Linked DNA regions of Homo sapiens: region 1 is linked to region 2. The links are chromatin loops, found by intact Hi-C in ENCODE. Cell type or tissue: OCI-LY7. All regions are shown on one strand. Links, peaks and the distances in the headings refer to the core of each region. The heading gives the core; the rest is flanking DNA.

Evidence for each region. A loop is a pair of places that touch in the nucleus more often than their neighbours do. Peaks named below come from ENCODE experiments on the same cell type or tissue, not always from the same donor. Only the 100,000 strongest peaks of a DNase experiment are listed, where the experiment ranks them.
Region 1: a loop joins it to region 2, with 7 times the contacts of the local background. A loop is called at or near these places in 2 of 110 quality-filtered maps.

What each region holds. Positions count from the first base shown.
Region 1 is chr14:75,466,995-75,475,323 of GRCh38, reverse strand. It overlaps JDP2 (Jun dimerization protein 2), which reads right to left. Exons shown (of 4, transcript NM_001135048.2): 4 at 1,217-6,034. The coding sequence ends at 5,849. Among named protein-coding and RNA genes, the nearest start is that of JDP2, 43 kb to the right of the region's middle. RefSeq lists an enhancer at 509-1,010. In OCI-LY7, for the core only: no CTCF peak of the experiment used is centred there; DNase peaks (open chromatin) are centred at 4,713, 5,243, 6,472 and 7,911; H3K4me3 peaks cover 3,138 bases; H3K27ac peaks cover 5,312 bases.
Region 2 is chr14:75,245,411-75,253,739 of GRCh38, reverse strand. No RefSeq gene overlaps it. Among named protein-coding and RNA genes, the nearest start is that of FOS, 29 kb to the left of the region's middle. RefSeq lists enhancers at 3,493-3,612, 3,813-3,982. In OCI-LY7, for the core only: no CTCF peak of the experiment used is centred there; DNase peaks (open chromatin) are centred at 3,549, 4,119 and 6,049; H3K4me3 peaks cover 2,429 bases; H3K27ac peaks cover 4,002 bases.

The sequences.
Region 1 (8,329 bases), core at 55-8,054, 220 kb before region 2:
CCTTCTAATCCCTGGAACCTGTGAATATGTCACGTGGCCAGGGGGAATTAAGGTTGCAGGTGGAATTAGGGTTGCTAATGAGCACACGTTAAAATAAGGAGATTATCTGGATTATCGGGGTAGACCCAATGTTGTCACAAGGGCCCTTAAAAGATGGAATAGGGAAGGTTGGGCACGGTGTCTCACGCCTGTAATCCCAGCACTTTGGGAGGCCGAGGCGGGTGGATCACCTGAGGTCAGGAGTTTGAGACCAGTCTGGCCAACATGGTGAAACCCCATCTCTACTAAAAAATACAAAGAATTAGCGGTTTGTGATGAGGGGCACCTGTAATCCCAGCTACTTGGGAGGCTGAGGCAGGAGAATCCCTTGAACCCGGGGGGCGGAGTTTGCAGTAAGCCGAGATCGTGCCATCGCAGTCCAGCCTGGGCAACAAGAGCGAAACTCTGTCTCAAAAAAAAAAAAAAAAAAAAAAAGGATGGAGAAGGTTGGGAAGAGGGAGGCAGGGAGTCAGCGTCATAGCAATGGGTGAGAAAGATGTGTGGCCATTGCTGGCTTTGAAGGTAGAATGCGGGCAGCCTCCAAAACCTGGAAAAAGCAAGAAAGTAGATTTTCCCCGAGAACCTCCAAAAAGAAAGCAGTCCTGCCAACACCTTGATTCTAGCCCAGTAAGAAGCATTTTGGGCTTTGGACATCCAGAAATGCAAGACAAAATCTGTGTTGTTTTAAGGGATTAAATCTGTGATAGTTTATTATGGCAGCAACAGAAAACGAATATACCTGTCAAAACTGGGTTCCCATCTTCAAAGGCTTCCCCTCTGCTTGCCTTCCAGTCCAGAGCTCCACTTGTAGGCGCAGTACAGTTGGCTTTCGAGCAGGGCTTGGATTGAAAAGTCAGCATGTAAGGAAGAAGTCTAGAGTCCAGATGAACCTTGAACACGCCTTAATTGCCCCTCCCGTAGAGAGCAGGGACCAGGATCCACTGAGTGTAGAGCAGAACAACATTCCTCAAGGTGTCCTCACCCCGGGGCACCCTCCCGCAGGGCTCAACCAGCTAACCTCTTTCCACCCTTTGAATTGTCTCTCTCTCTCCCTTCAGGCATATAATTAAATTTGCATAAATTCAAAGAGCATATGCTGCAATCCCATTGTAATTTCAGATTTGTTTTTATTTCCTGAGTTTGCTAAGGCAATAATAAAAACAAAACCTCCTATTTGTATTGTGGCTTGTTCTCTTTTATTGCAAAGAATATCAAATATACAGAGGAGTGTGGAGAAGATAGCCCACATCTGTGCACACATCACCCACCTCTGAAAAATCCTGTCATTCTACATTTGATGGGGATTTTAAAAAAATAAATGAAATGTTATGTGTATAGTTGAAGTTGAAGTCCAGCGTCCTACTTACCCTTGCAGTGGCATCCCTAGTTCCCTCCTCTCCGCGGCCCTCCCAGGAGCACTCCCTATGACTGATTGTGATATTGACAGCATTCTTGTGCAGGCTTTTATACCTCTATTACCCAGATGTGTGTGTAGCCATAAACAATAAAGTATCAACGTATACATTTAGTTAGAAATATGACATAAGTGGTATCCTTCCGCAGTTCACTCCCCTACCCTCCATCTCAACAGTAGGTTTCTGAGATTTATCCATATTGATACATATAGCTCTGGTTCATTCTTTTTTACCTGTTGAGTAATATTCAATTTTAGGAAAATACCACAATTTATTTGTTCTTATGCTGATCATCATTTAGGTTGTTTTCAACTTTTTAAAAATACAAACAAAGCCATCAGTGAACATTCTTGTACATTTCCTTTTGCCCCTGTGCTAGAGTTCCTCCCAAGACTAGGAGGAAAACTGCTAGGTCAAAGGATGCGTTTAGCTTTAGTTTTACTGGTTATTTCCAAATTGCTTTGCACAGTTTCTCACTGGCAGCATATCTAAGTTTCCTTTAATCCACATTTTTTTTGTTTTGTTTTTTTTGAGATGGAGTCTCGCTCTGTCACCCAGGCTGGAGTGCAGTGGCGCAATCTTGGCTCACTGCAACCTCCACCTCCCAGGTCCAAGTGATTCTCCTGCCTCAGCCTCCCGAGTAGCTGGGACTACAGGCACGTGCCACCATGCCCGGCTAATTTTTTGTATTATTAGTAGAGACAGGGTTTCACCGTGTTATCCAGGGTGGTCTCAATCTTCTGACCTCATGATCCACCCATCTTGGCCTCCCAACCTTTAATCCATATTCTTACCAACACATACTTGTTTCTGCCCATCTGATAGCTAAAGCGTCTTGTCTTTCTCAGGCCATGGTTGCATTCATCAACTCGATTGATTCTCATAGGAACCCTGGGCAGAGGTGGCACAGGTCTTATGTGTGACCACCTGGCAGGAGGGCACACTGAGGCCCAGGGAGGGAATGATGCATCCAGCATGGCTGGTTGTGACCAGTCAGGAGCTGAACAGATCCAGGAGTCTGCGATCCCAGGCATTCATCACACCATAGGGACCACGTACAGGGTCAGAACACAAACTTGGCAGCCCATCTTTACAGAATAAAACATATTTAAATAACCTGTACTATGTAGATATCAATAACTACCGACACTAACAGAGGACAAAATAATTACCATTTTAGGGAGCTTTTATTTCACAAAACACTTTGTATATCCATTCCTTTTTTGATCTTGATAACTCCATAAAAAGACTTGGATTATTACTGTTCCCACTTCACAGATAAGAAAAATGAGGTTCACAGCTAGTCAATAGAAGATTACATCATGAACCCGTTTGCCTTTAAGGTGTGTCTTCTGTGAACACCCTTGGAGATGGTTTGCCTGAGACTTGGGAATTCTTAACATGTACTGTGAGCACAGGTGGGTCTGTGCCATCTCTCCCGGCTTCCTGCACAAGTTCCCTGGCAACTGAGGTCACACCACAAACACATTTTTCCTCTCATGGGGAGGCTCAGCCTCAGGTTTTATGCACCTGAAGTCAGACTGACAATAACATCTTGGCTCTGCCACCTAACACCTGTGACCTTGGGCAGGTTACCTCTTCTGTGTGCCTCGGTTTTCTCATCTGTAATGTTGGAACGCTAGCACCTACCCCCCAGTCAGGGTGCACAAAGCAGTTGAGGTCACACATGCACAGTGGCAGGTGCCCAGAAGAAACTCAAATGCTGGCTCTTGCAATGAAGCCTATAATTGTGACTTCTAGCCACAGGAGCAGCCAGTGGTCCTGGTGAGGAAGGCTCCGCACAGCACAAGTCACTGGTGTGGTGACTTTGGAAGACAGCCCACCTGCACAGGCTAAGGAGGCTCTATTTTGGAGATGCCAGCTCCCGGTGGCCAAGCACAGGACCAGGGAAGCCACAGCCAGTGGCACACGGCAGTCCTGTAAGAACATCCACTAGGTCACTGGAGGGACCCTGGTAAGTCCACTTCATTTTTCTCATGGCTTGAAAAATATCAAAGGATTACAGCGCGAGGGGTTCCTGATGCAGAACTGACACTGCCTCACCTGCATCGTCCGGACCGACAGCCTCAAGACCCCCGAGACAGAAGGCAACCCGCTGCCACAACCTTCTGCCACAGCTGACAGTGAGAGGACCAGGTCCTGTTTCTAGGGCGGGGTGCAGGGGAGTCCACACCAAGTGTGTTGGGTGGAGGGAAACTGAGAGGAGTGAGCGAGGGAGGGATCACAGGTGTGTTAATCACCATTCTCCACTTCTGCCCATCCCAGAAGGCCTCGTCCACAATTTGGGAAGCAACCCAGGTTCACTGCTGTTCTTGACACGAAGTCATCACCAGCAACTAGTTATCCTAAGTCCAGGGATGGAGGAGAAAGAACACATGATTAGAATGCAGGAGTCAAGTTTAGTTGGGTAAACTGTAGCCTTTGCAAGCTTCAGTATACAAGGAAGCTAAAAACACCTCTCCCGCCTTCCTCATGCGTGACATGCCTTGAGAACTGCCGAGTGCCAGGTACACAGCAGGCACTGAGTGAATGCCACTGAGCTGCTCCGGCCCTGGGTGGCAGGGATTCAGCTGTCGAGGTGAGGGGGCAGAGAAGCCATCCACACCCTTCCCTGGGTCAGACACACATTGACCAGGGTAGTTGGTTCACTCTGTGATCATGGGACAACCTGGAACTCTATCCAGCCTTCCCAGAAACTAAATCTATAACTGTGGCCTCATAAGCTTCCTATTCAACCATGAGGACAATCATAGTGGGTTGGTGACAGGAGGAGAGTCACAGGCCTCTGGAGGGAGAGTTCAAACACCAGCTCTATCCCTTGCTAGCTGGGTTACCTTGGATAAGTCGCTTACCTTCTCTGAGCCTCAGTTAAACCATCTGTAAAATGAGAAGAATCGTGCCTAGTTTGTGCTCTTGTGAGAAGGGAAGAGACTATGTCTGCTTGTCACAAAATAAGTCTTCAACAAATGGTGTCTGCGAGTTTAATTCCCTGGACCTCTAATTCGCCATCTGTGAATTGGGGACAAGTGCTGTTCCCTGGCAAGGCTGCCATGAAGACGAAATGAGACAACTTATGGAGCAAGCACAGGATTCACTCCTTACTGGAGGCCCCACAAGGGCAAGACTTAGGTCTGTTTCATCCTCCAGTGAATTCTCAGGGCCTGGCACACACAACAGGCCCTCAGAAAACATCTGCAGAGTGAGCGAACACTCTGACTGCTCTCAAAATAGTAACTGCAGGTGGCTTAATGTCTCTGAGCCTTAGCTTCCTCATCTGTGAAATAGGAGAGCTGTTGTGAAAATGAACAGGCCTATAGCAGAGGCTCCAAACAGTCTCCGACCCTGAGAGGGCCTTGCACCCATTCCCCAGGCAGACACCACGCAAGGCGGCTATGTAAGTAAGAGCAATGTTTACTGAGCGATACAGGACTGAGTACTATGAAGGGTTTACAAGGATGGAAATGCACCCCGCCCCCGCCCTGGCCACCCCCGACACCCAGAGACTACAGTACTTAGGAGTTACACACAACGGCCGTAACTGGTGGCTATCTGTTCATAACAAACAAACCATAGCATATTTATACTGTATCACATCGAGTGATTATAGAAATCCATATATATATTGCTTGTATAAAATCTTTTTTTTTGTAAAAAATATTAAAAAAAAAAAAAAAAAGGAAAGTATAAAAAACATGTGCAGTTGAAAGCCCTGCCAGGACAGCCAGTCTGTAAACATTCGGTGAGTATGTGCTTTGGAAGGGCGCCCGCGCCTCAGTGCCCACAGCAAACTCCAGCAGGGCTGGCGAGGGTGCGCCCGGCTGCCGCCTCCTGGGCAGGGCCGCGCTGGACCGAGGTGGGTGGGGGCATCAGGGCCCCGCAGCACGCCCCTCTCCAGCTTCGCATCAGGGCGAGGGGCAGGGCTGGGGGCAGGTGGGTTGCAGTTTCATTCTGAGTTCCATCCTCAGCCGCGTTTTGGTTGCAACTCATGGCTTTTCCTGGCTGTTCGGAGGTTCCTTGGATGGGTGCCCTGGTGAAGAGGCCAGAGAAGAGCCCAGGGCTGCCTCGTTGGGCGTCTCCCTGGCCTCGGTGCCTCTGTCCTGCCTCCTTCAAGTGGGGCCCCAGGCAGGACAACCCTACCCGAGGGTCAACTTTGGTCTCAGCGCTTGGTCCCTCTGGGTTTCCTCAGCCCGCTCTTCCTCCTGGGTGGCTGATCTGAGTTTCACAAAAAAGCTCGGCTGATGCTGGCTGTGCTGAACCTCATTGTACAGTTTTTCATGCACCAAAGGAAGGGCCATCTGGGGCCCCCCTCCTCCTCTCTCTTCGTCACTTTTCCTTCTCCTCTTCCTCCTCCTCCACCTCCTCCCAGCCCATGGTCACTTCTTCTCGAGCTGCTCGAGCAGTGGGTTGCCTTCTGACTCGGGGGTCTTGACACTGTCGGTCCGGACGATGCAGGTGGGGCGGTGTCGGTTCAGCATCAGGATGAGCTGCTGCCGCTCCTGCTTCAGCTCCTCAATCTGGGTCTTCAGCTCTGCGTTCATGAGTTCCAGCCGCTCGGATTCCTGTATACCAACACAGAAGCACGCTGTGAGTTTCACGGGGACTGGCTCTGGGGAGAGGCTCTGCCTGTGGTTAGGCACAGGGCACGCTGGGCTGGCACTGGCCTGTTTTCTGCAGGAAGAAGCACAGACCCTGCTACTGAGCCCCTGGCTAACTGACTTTCTGCAGGCAGTGCCTGCCACAGCGGTGACACTGGCCTGTGTCATGTCCAGGTTATATTCTAGGGCCAGCCAGACTCACGTCCCACCTCTCTCCCCTCCCTCAATCCACCCCAGCTTCAGTGACCACCTTGCTGTTGCTCAAATATGCCAAATACTCTGCCGCCTCAGGGCCTTTGCACAAGAAAGAAAGGGTGGGCAAAGAAAGGAGGCCAGGTGGACCTAGAGCAGGTCTACGGAGCAAGCATGGGGGGGCCCAAGAGGGGACCCAGATGGCAGTGTAACGGCAACGTGCTTTGATGTGTGACAGACACATGTGGGAGATATCTTGGCCGGTGGGATCAGTGAGTGTAGTGTAGTCATGTCATTCCTCCTAAAACATGTGCTTCCTAGCTATTAGTCTATAATTATTTCAATAGCCTCTTCCTTATCCCTATAATCTGGAAGCTTTGCCCACAGACAGGGAATCAGCAGTCATCCTGCTGGATCCCAAATGAGGTTTCCAATAGACCTTGAGTGAGATTTCCAGGGAACTTCCGGCTCAGCTGGAGAGGTTCCAGGGGAAGGAAGGAATGTTGACGATTTGATTCGGGAGGTGGCGAGGGTTACATGTCCATCGTGTAGATGGGAGATGGGCATATCGATTCAAGGCTTGGGGGATTGAACAGTAAAACAGCATCTGAATGATTTTTCTTGGATTATGTCTGAAAACTTTGAGACTTGGCATTTATTCGAGGGCCAGCAAAGTTTCAGACCAGTGGTTCTCAACTAGGACTGATTTTTGCCTCCCAGGAGACATTTGGCAATGTCTGCAGACATTTTTGATTGTCACAACTCAGAGGGAGCTGTGCTACCAGCATCTAGCAGGTAGATGCCAGAGATGCTCTAAACACCCTTCAATGCACAGGCCAGCCCCACAAGTATTTAGTCCAAAATGGCGATAGCGTAAGAGATTGAGCAACTTGTATCAGTCAAAGAGCAAGCAGTAGTTGCAACTGCGTATGTGACAACCAGAGGGCCCGTAAGCCCATAAGCCTGCCAGTCCTCCTGGCAGGGTACAGGTGGAGCGGCCTCCCCAGGGGGTCCCCAGAACCCTCAGTGGGCCCAACCCTCTCCCTCCAGGGGTCCCGTCTTCCTCCCACAGCTGGTCTGACCGAACTGTTCCTTGGCTCATCTCTGAGGTGGCAGCATGAGTGCCCGGGAACTCTGAGACGGGCAGGCCTCGTGACCAGACGCTGAGAGAAAACAGCCTCACTAAAGGAAAAAAAAATGCTCGGGGAAAATATTAAAAACCAGCTCTGGTGGTTTTTGGTTCCACAGGCTGGGACGTGACTGGGAAGCTGGCCTGGTCCTCTGTTCTGAGAATTCCAAGAGAGGCGCATCTCGGAGGGCCAGGAGAGACCCCTCGTGAATCCATGGAAGCCTGTGAGCCCTCGGGCTGGGGCAGTTAGGTGCCAATGTCAGCCCCCTGCTCACTGGTGACTCTCTGGTGACCTTGGGAACTTCTCACAAACCCTCTGACCATCACGGTCTCCCCAGCCCAAGGGCTTAGTTCCATCTTCAAACTCTCCTGAGCCCCTGCCTCAAGGGGTGTCAGGGTAACCCACCCATCTGTGAGTGTTTGCTGAGGCCCTGCTATGTACAGTGAATGCCCTGGGGAATCCAAGAGCCATGAGCCCCCAACTGGCTCTTGTGGCCTTTCCACTGTAAGGGGAAGAAGCAATCTGTGCAACAAGGCAGAGCTTACTACTGTGTGACCAACAGCCACCCAGGGTTCAGAAGACCTTAGAGAGGGCTAAAGAGCGGGTCTGACCTTGGGCATGAAAGATGGGTTGACTCAGGCTGGGTTGAGAAGGGGAAGGAGGGACTTGCGGGTGGAGAACCCTGAGTGAACAAAGACCCAGGCATGGGAAAGCTTAGGATGGGTTTAGAAGGGAAAACTACTCCACTGTGATCATAGCTCGCTTTAGGACTTAGTAGGGTAGAAAGTGAGAAGGTGGGTTGAGAGCCAGCCTGTAGCTCTGGAAAGCTTGTGGGTTCAGAATCTGAGTCTAGAAGCAAGTTTCTTAACTTCTCTGAGCCTCAGTTATCTCCTCTGTAGACAGGTGAGGCTCTTGGGGATTAGATGAACTCACAGGG
Region 2 (8,329 bases), core at 238-8,237:
CCCCAAAATTGAAATATGGTCTCTCCTAAAGCATACAAATTAGGGGTTCTTTTTATACAAGGTGGTAGCTTTCAAGGAAAACAGACTTCAAGGTCAAATAGACTTAGTCTAGAACTCTGGATTTGCCCCCTTACTTAGATGAGCCTCCATCCAGAACTAAAATCTCTAGCATGTGAAAAATAACAGCAAATATTTATGCTACTACATGCCAGGCACTGTTCTAAGCATTTTTGTAAAAACTCATTTAAGCCTCAAAACAACATAAAGAGGTGAGTAGGTGAGTAGATTATTGTCATCCCCTCTTACAGATGAGAAATGGAGGCAGAGAGGTTAAGGAGATTTTCAAAGGTCACACAGTTGATAAATGACAGTGCTAGGATTCAACGGAAGGAAGTCTGGAACCCATACGGAAGCGGAACCAGAACCTCTGGAACACATCTCAGAACCAGAATGGTAGCGATGTTCCTGGAGAGCCCTGCTGTGCCGGTGGCTAGATGCCTTAGACAGCAGACACAGACACAGCACCCCAGACCCGCCCTGTCATCTCTATGCTTCCCTTCTGAGGCTCCCAAGTCAACTTTGGAAAGGGCCTTTCTTTTTTCTGAGACAGGGTCTCGCTGTCTTTCCCAGGCTGAAAATCACTGAAATGCAGTCACTGAAATGCAGTGACTTTATCCTAGCTCACAGCAGCCTTGACCTCCCAGGCTCAAGTGATCCTCCCTCCTCATCCTCCTGAATAGCTGGGACTACAAGCCCCCACCACCACACCAGGCCAATTTTTGTATTTTTTGTAGAGATGGGGTTTCACCATGTTGCCCAGGCTGGTCTCAAACTCTTGGGCTCAAGCGATGGCCCGCCTTAGCCTCCCAAAATGTTGGGATTACAGGTGTGAGCCACCGCACCCAGCCAGAAAGGGCCTTTCTACTAGCCTAAACATTGCCCTTGCCCTGGACCCTGGGGCAGCCTTCCCTTGAATGCAGGGATTTCCTGGCTGAAGGTCACAGTCATGGTCATCCAGCCAGATCAACGAAAGGATCTTCAGAAGTGCACTAGCTTCCATGGGCTCCTCACCTGCTCCAGGGGCAAGAACAAGGCCTAGCATTATGACGCTATGGACCTGTCATGAATGAGCATTCTTCCCGGCAGGCAGGCTTATGCCTCTCTGTGCTCCTTCACACGCTGGGGGCCGGCAGAGCCAGGCTGGCATGCTGGGCATAACCAAGCATGTCGAGCAGGCAAGGCCACAGACAGCCCTGCCCTGAAGAAAGTGGCCATGACCTAGACAGCTGAATAATGAAACCATTTCCTCTCCAGGAGAGACCTGAGCACATGGCTGCAGGGCCTGGCAAAGCCATAGGCTTTGTTCCTGGGGCCGCTCCCTACCCGGATGAGATAATGTGCATTGTGGGGCTTGAGACAGTTAGAATGACTTCTTAAACGGAAGCAAGGTGTAGTTCATTACCATCACCCACGTTTACTGAGTGCCAAGTGTGCTTTATGTGACTGATAGGAATTCGTTTACTTTGTCCTTAAAACAACCCTGTGAGGTAGGTTCTTATACTATCCCCTTTGACAGATGAAGATATGGAAGCACAGAGATTGCTCGAGGCCAGGGGTTCAAGAGCAGCCTGGGCAACATGGCAAGACCCAGTATATATATATATATATATGTGTGTGTGTGTGTGTGTGTGTATTTTTTTTTTTTTTTTTTTGAGACTGAGTCTCGCTCTGTCACCAGGCTGGAGTGCAGTGGCGCAACCTCAGCTCACTGCAACCCCCACCTCCCACTTCAAGCAATTCTCCTGCTTCAGCCTCCCAAGTAGCTGGGACTACAGGTGCCTGCCACCACATCCAGCTAATTTTTTTGTATTTTTAGTAGGGACGGGGTTTCACCGTGTTGGCCAGCATGGTCTCAATCTCTTGACCTCATGATCCACCCACCTTGGCCTCCCGAAGTGCTGGGATTACAGGTGTGAGCCCCTGCGTCCAGCCTTCTATATTTTTAGTTTTTTAAAAAAGCAGTAGAGGCATAGAGAAGTTAACTTTCCCAACTCAGCACAGGCAATAAATGAGATTCAAACTCAGAAATGGCTGACTTCCCAGACTGTGCTAAACTATCTAAAGCAAAATGGAGGCCCTTTCCTCAGGGTCAGTGAAGACACAAGACCAGAGAAGGGTCTTGAGACGCTTCCATATTAGGCTGGGGATCCAAGGCCCTTGTCCAGTTACTGGGGACCCTTGGGACCATAGCCCATGCCTCCAGAAGTGTCATCTGATCCAACTTCCAGGCTCTCACTGGCCACTCTGGAGCTCAATGAGCCAGAGATGGCTCCACTAATCCCTTAGGCTAGCTAGAGCCATACTACAAGTTTACAACTCAGCTGGAACCTGGCTGGCCCCACAAGAACAGCAAAGGATGGGGACAGAGAGTGGGTACAAAACTGTGACTGTCTTACTTCTGGGTATTTGTCAGGATGTGGCCTTGTCCATCTGGGCTGGGGCTCTGTTTGTGACTGGGACAGCATCGTGCTATAGGCCAAAGCTTAAGCTCCCAAGACACCCTTCTATTTCTTTACAGTGCCTCTTCTCCCTCTGCTTCCTCCTGATAAAATACACATATCTTAGTAGCATTTGACAACACCAGCCCTGGAGCTCGACTCCCTGGGTTCAAATCCCTGCTCTGCTACTCATTGCAAACTATTTATCTTACGAGTTAATCTTTCTGTGCCTCAGTTTCCTTCTCTGCAAAATGGGCACACCAATACTACCTTCCTTATACTGTTGTTGGAGGACAACAAGATAAGGTGTGTGGATGGCAAATGCTTGACAAACAGTAGGCATTAACGTGGTGGTGGTTTATTATATATTTGCTTCCTTCCTTCTCAGTATACTGAGATAAGTTTATTGAACGCTGGCTATAAGCTACAACCTACTGGGCTATTGTTTGTACTCCTCCTTCCATGCCCTCCTACCATCAATTCTTAGGTTAGTCCTTTTTTTTTTCTTTTGAGATGGAGTCTTGCTCTGTCATCCAGGCTGGAGTACAGTGGCATGATCTCGGCTCACTGCAACCTCCACCTCCTGGGTTCAACCATTCTCCTGTCTAAGCCTTCCAAGTAGCTGGGATTACAGGTGTGCACCACCATGCCTGGCTAATTTTTGTATTTTTAGTAGAGATGGGGTTTCGCCATGTTGGCCAGGCTGGCCTCGAGCTCCTGGCCTCAGGTGATTTGCCTGCCTCGGCCTCCCAAAGTGCTAGGATTACAGGTGTGAGCCACCGTGTCGGCCCGTAGGTTAGTCCTATATGGGGAGATTTGGGCTTAAAAGGAAAAACCAAAAAATAAATAAAATAAATAAAAAAGAAATCTAGGAATAGGCACTCCTGGAACGGGACAGAGGTCCCATTAGACTGGGTGAGGGGTCTTTGAGAAATACCTTAATGCCAATTGTCTTCACAATTTTAATGGTTCAACATGCGAAGGGAGCCAAGGCTATTAATTTGTAACAGCTGCAAAGAAATCATGTCAACACCTCAGTATAGATTCTCTCTGTGGGCACAGAGGTTAGGTTGAAAGTCATGAGACCTAAAATAATTATTGAGCAACAGCATTGTAGGGGATTACTGATGGCAAAATAAACAACCTTCAACAGAATCCACCCCACTTGGTTGTATCCTCCGGGAGACTCTCACCTCCTTTTTTTAGATTGTCATCTCAGTCTGACTACAAACCATGTCTTAATAGATAAAGCTTTGATTCCACCTCTAACATAAGAGCAATACAAACCCACATGCCTACTAAATATAAGTGGCTGATGATATGGGCCTAGGATAGAAAGTGAGCAACTTAATGGGTGAGTTCATGCCGCAAAGGAGAGTCAAGGTGAAGGGGTACCTTATCTCAAATCTGAACAAAGACGTATATTTCCTGTGAAGTCTGATGAGAAAAAGAAGAAAAAAAATGTGGTTTGACTCCATCACACAAAGTAAGTCACAGTGGGTCCTGCTCTGCTGTAGAACTTTAAAGCCTGAGCGGCAGGCACATTTGTGGTTTGGTTGTGTTATCCGATTCTGCGGCTGACACACGCTGCTTTTAGTTCATGGCTGTAGAGTTTCCAGTCTCCCTTGGGCTCTTACGTTATGGTTTCAGGTTTCAGCGTGGCCACACACCTCTCTCCACTATTCAGGTGGAACAGCTGCAAGGGTTCCCCCTGCAAAGAGATCATAATAATAGCAGTAGCTGCCACTGAGGCCTGGCCCTGTGCCAGATGCTGCTTTGTTTTGCATGGTTTCATTCTTTATGCCCACTTTGCAGATCAGGAAACTGAGGCTTAATACAAGTAAAATAATTGATGTAGGGCCACTCAGGTAGAAAGGTGCTGAGGCTGGATTCACACCCAGGACCATGTAACTGCTGAAACTGAGAGTTTATGCACCAGATCATACTGCATCAGCATATTCCTCCTCTTTCTACACTTTCGTTTATGCCGTGCTTTGTCCCTTTTCTCCTGCATACCAGCTGAGCATGTCCTCTTTACTCTGCCTGTCCCTCAAAGACCTGCCTCCTCTGTTCCAGTGCCCCACCCGTGTCAGCCTAAAGTAGCCTCTCATCCCTCTGAACTTTTTCACCTGGACCATTTACTTTGGCACTTAATTATGCATTATTTTGTGTTATTATTTAAATGTTTTATTGCATAGGCTTTGTCTCCCAAACTGAATTACAAGCTCCCAGAAGTCAGGATCAGCTTTTCATGCGGCTTTTTGTTTTTTGTTTTTTGTTTTTTTTTTTGAGACGGAGTCTCACTCTTGTCGCCCAGGCTGGAGTGAGTGGTACAATCTCAGCTTACTGCAACCTCCACCTCCTGGGTCCAAGCGATTCTCCTGCCTCAACCTCCCAAGTAGCTGGGATTACAGGCACCCACCACCACGTCCAGCTAATTTTTGTTTGTTTGTTTTTTTTGTATTTTTAGTAGAGACATGGTTTCACCATGTTGGCCAGGCTGGTCTCGAACTCCTGACCTCAGGTGATCCGCCTGCCTCGGCCTCCCAAAGGGCTGGATTACAGGTGTGAGCCACCGTGCCCGGCCTTCATACAGCTTTGTATTCCTTCCAGCACTCAGCATAGAACTGTGCTCAGTAAGAGTCTAGATCCTGCTGAGGAGCACCAGGGGAAAAGATAAAATGCAATAAAAATGTTAAAGTCTGAAGAAATAAAAGAAAACCGAATGCCGTGGCTCATGCCTGTAATCCCAGCACTTCGGGAGGCGGAGGCACAGGCAGGAGGATCACTTGAGGCCAGGAGTTTGGGGCTGCAGTGAGCTATGATTTTATCACTGCTATGCAACAGAGCAAGACCCTGTCTCTAAAAAGAAAGGAAGAAAACTCAAAATAAATATTCCAAATGTGGCTTCTCCACAGAGGTTATTTTCAGCAAGTGGGATTCATTCTGAGCTCAGCTGCCTTCAACCCTCAATCTTTCTGTAGTGTCTAGCCTAATAAATAGGCGACCTATAAATATTTAATGAATGAAAGAAAGAATGAAACCCCATCTCCGTCAGTTAAAGTAACTTGGACAAATTATCTTAACTCCTCCAAACCTCAGTTTCCTCATCTGTAAAATGGGAATCATTCTTGGAGCGTTTACCCCAGAATTAGAGGCATGTGAGGCACCTCTCACTGTCCCTGGCACATGAGAACTACCATAGTTATTATCACCGTTATTATATTCTAAATCTTTCGTGGGAAATGGTTCCAGCAACTCGAAAATAAAGGACATAGCCACTAGTCTGATGACTTTAAGGTGGAAAATTGCTGCACAAGATGATCAAAACACCCCTAAGCAACCACATGGCCCACAGTTTTCTGCATATTGCTATTTACCAGGTTTCAGGGTTACGTTTTGTTTTTGCTTGTGGCCAAGTTGGAACCCCCGTGGTGTCTTCCTATGGAACTCAGCTTACCGTTGCTGCGGGGGCCCACTTTTCCTTTCTTTATTAAGAAAAGGAAACAGGAAATCGAATGTAAAACCCTCCGACGGTTAGTATCACACCAAAGTTGTGAATTTAACCACACCCCCGCCAGGAAATGGAAGTACAGTTCTCACAGTGATGTTCCCTCACCTTTCATGGCCCACGTGGTATTTTTCAGCTTTTAGTTAGATAAGGTAGATGAAAGGGCTGAACTTTGGGCAGTGGGCTGTCATTGGGTAATTGTTGATTTGGGCATAGATTAGCACACAGATTTAATATTGTACTAATCGAGAAGGGTCTTCCATTTGCTCTGTGGCTATATGGCTCTATCAGATGTCACAAACTTGGGGGTTGGGGAGGTCCGTGCAGTGGTGGGACCGTGGCTCACTGCAGCCTCGAGCTCCCAGACTCAAGTGATCCTCCCACCTCAGCTTCCTGAGTTGCTGGGACTACAGGCACGAGCCACCGAGCCTGACAACATAGTGTATTTTAACATTTGCTTCAGTTGTCAACATTTAAAAACAGAGAAGCCAGGCATGTTAAGTCACACCGATAATGTCAACACTTTGGGAGGCTGAGGCAGGAGGATCAAGACCAGCCCAGGAGTTCGAGACCAGCCTGGGCAACATAGGGAGAACCCCGTCTCTACAAAAATAAAAACGAAAAAATTAGCCAGATGTGGTGGCACATGCCTGTGGTCCCAGCTGCTTGAGAGGCTGAAGTGGGAGGCTTGCTTGAGCCCAGGGGGTCGAGGCTGCAGTGAGCTGTGATTGCACTATTGCACTCCAGCCTGGGCAACAGAGCAAGACCCTGTCCCCCCAAAATAAAATAAGAATAAAAACAGGGAGATTGCACACATGTGCACATGCACATACATCCATTCTGGATTTACAGACTCTCCTGGGGAAAAATAGTGATAGTGGGTTATAGACGCCACTGTTAGGTGGGCACGTGTCTTGGGTTTGGTGCAGCAGCCCTCTGCACTCATTTGCTTCACCTGCCTGCCCCCAGGGCATTGAGATTCCAGGCTTAAGTCTTGTGTATCTGAGAGGCATTCACAAATCTGCCACTCCCAGGAGACAGGTATAGTTTCCTGACACCTTAAGCCTGGCCTTCTGTATATTCAATCTTTTGCTTTCACCTTCTCTTCCCTGCCTGAGTCTCCTGATTCCAAGTCACTAGTCCTGATGACCCCAGAGATGGACAGATGCCTAGCCTAGGCATAAGGAAAGTTTGCCATTTCTTTGCTCCACCCCAGGTTAGGTCTGTATGTGAGACGTATCTACAAGGAAGCTTTGGAAAAGCAAATCAATTGAGGAGATAATAGCACCATCAGGTCACCCCCGAAACTGCACATTTTCCTTCGTTGATGTGTTTGGAACTCTTGCTTTGCCACCCAGCACTCATTCAGGCTTCTTCTGGCAACTGGATTCCCATTTTCCTCTAGGAAATTACCCTTCCCCAATCCTAATCTCTGTGCATTAAGCGCAGTTGACTCTACCTCTCCCTCCATAGATGGCCTGGCCAATCAGAGCACTGCTCAATTCCTCTGCTGTAGTGATTGGTTCAGAGGTGGGCACATTACCCCCGTGAAACACAATGAGACCTTTGCCGGGATTGCCCAGAGACAAGCATGTGCTGTTTTCCACTAGACTTGAACCTGAGCACATACAGACCTAGAGTTGCTGTCCGCCACCTTGCATGAAGAGCCTGAGAATTGCACTGGCAGTGAAGGATAGCCCTACTTAAAGATAAACAGAGATGGGGTCCTGGAGCCCTAGATGAAGCCTTGCCTGATGCAGCCTACCTTGTACTTTTTAATTCTACAAGCAGCTCCCTAGAGAAACTAGACCAGAATGTTTTTAGGTTTCCTACCTGAAGTCAATTTTCCCTAAAAAACAGGCACCAGGTGAGAGAGGGTGAAAAGGGGTACACTTTTTTTTTTTTGAGATGGAGTCTTGCTATGTCGCCCAGGCTGGAGTGCAGTGGTGCAATCTCGGCTCACTGCAACCTCCACCTCCCGAGTTCAAGCGATTCTCCTGCCTTAGCCTCCCGAGTAGCTGGGATTACAGGCGCCTGCCATCATGCCCAGCTAATTTGTTGTATTTTTAGTAAAGATGGTGTTTCACCGTGTTGGCCAGGCTGGTCTCAAACTCCTGAACTCAAGTGATCCGCTGCCTCGGCCTCCCAAAGTGCTGGGATTACAGGCGTGAGCCACTGCATCTGGCCGAGGGGTACTCTTTTTATGTACCTTTCAGGTGATTCATTATGTTTCAATAGGAGCCTCCAGATAGCCAAAATAAAGGGTTAGTTTAGTTTTTGTTTTTTTGAGACGGAGTCTCACTCTTGTTGCCCAGACTGG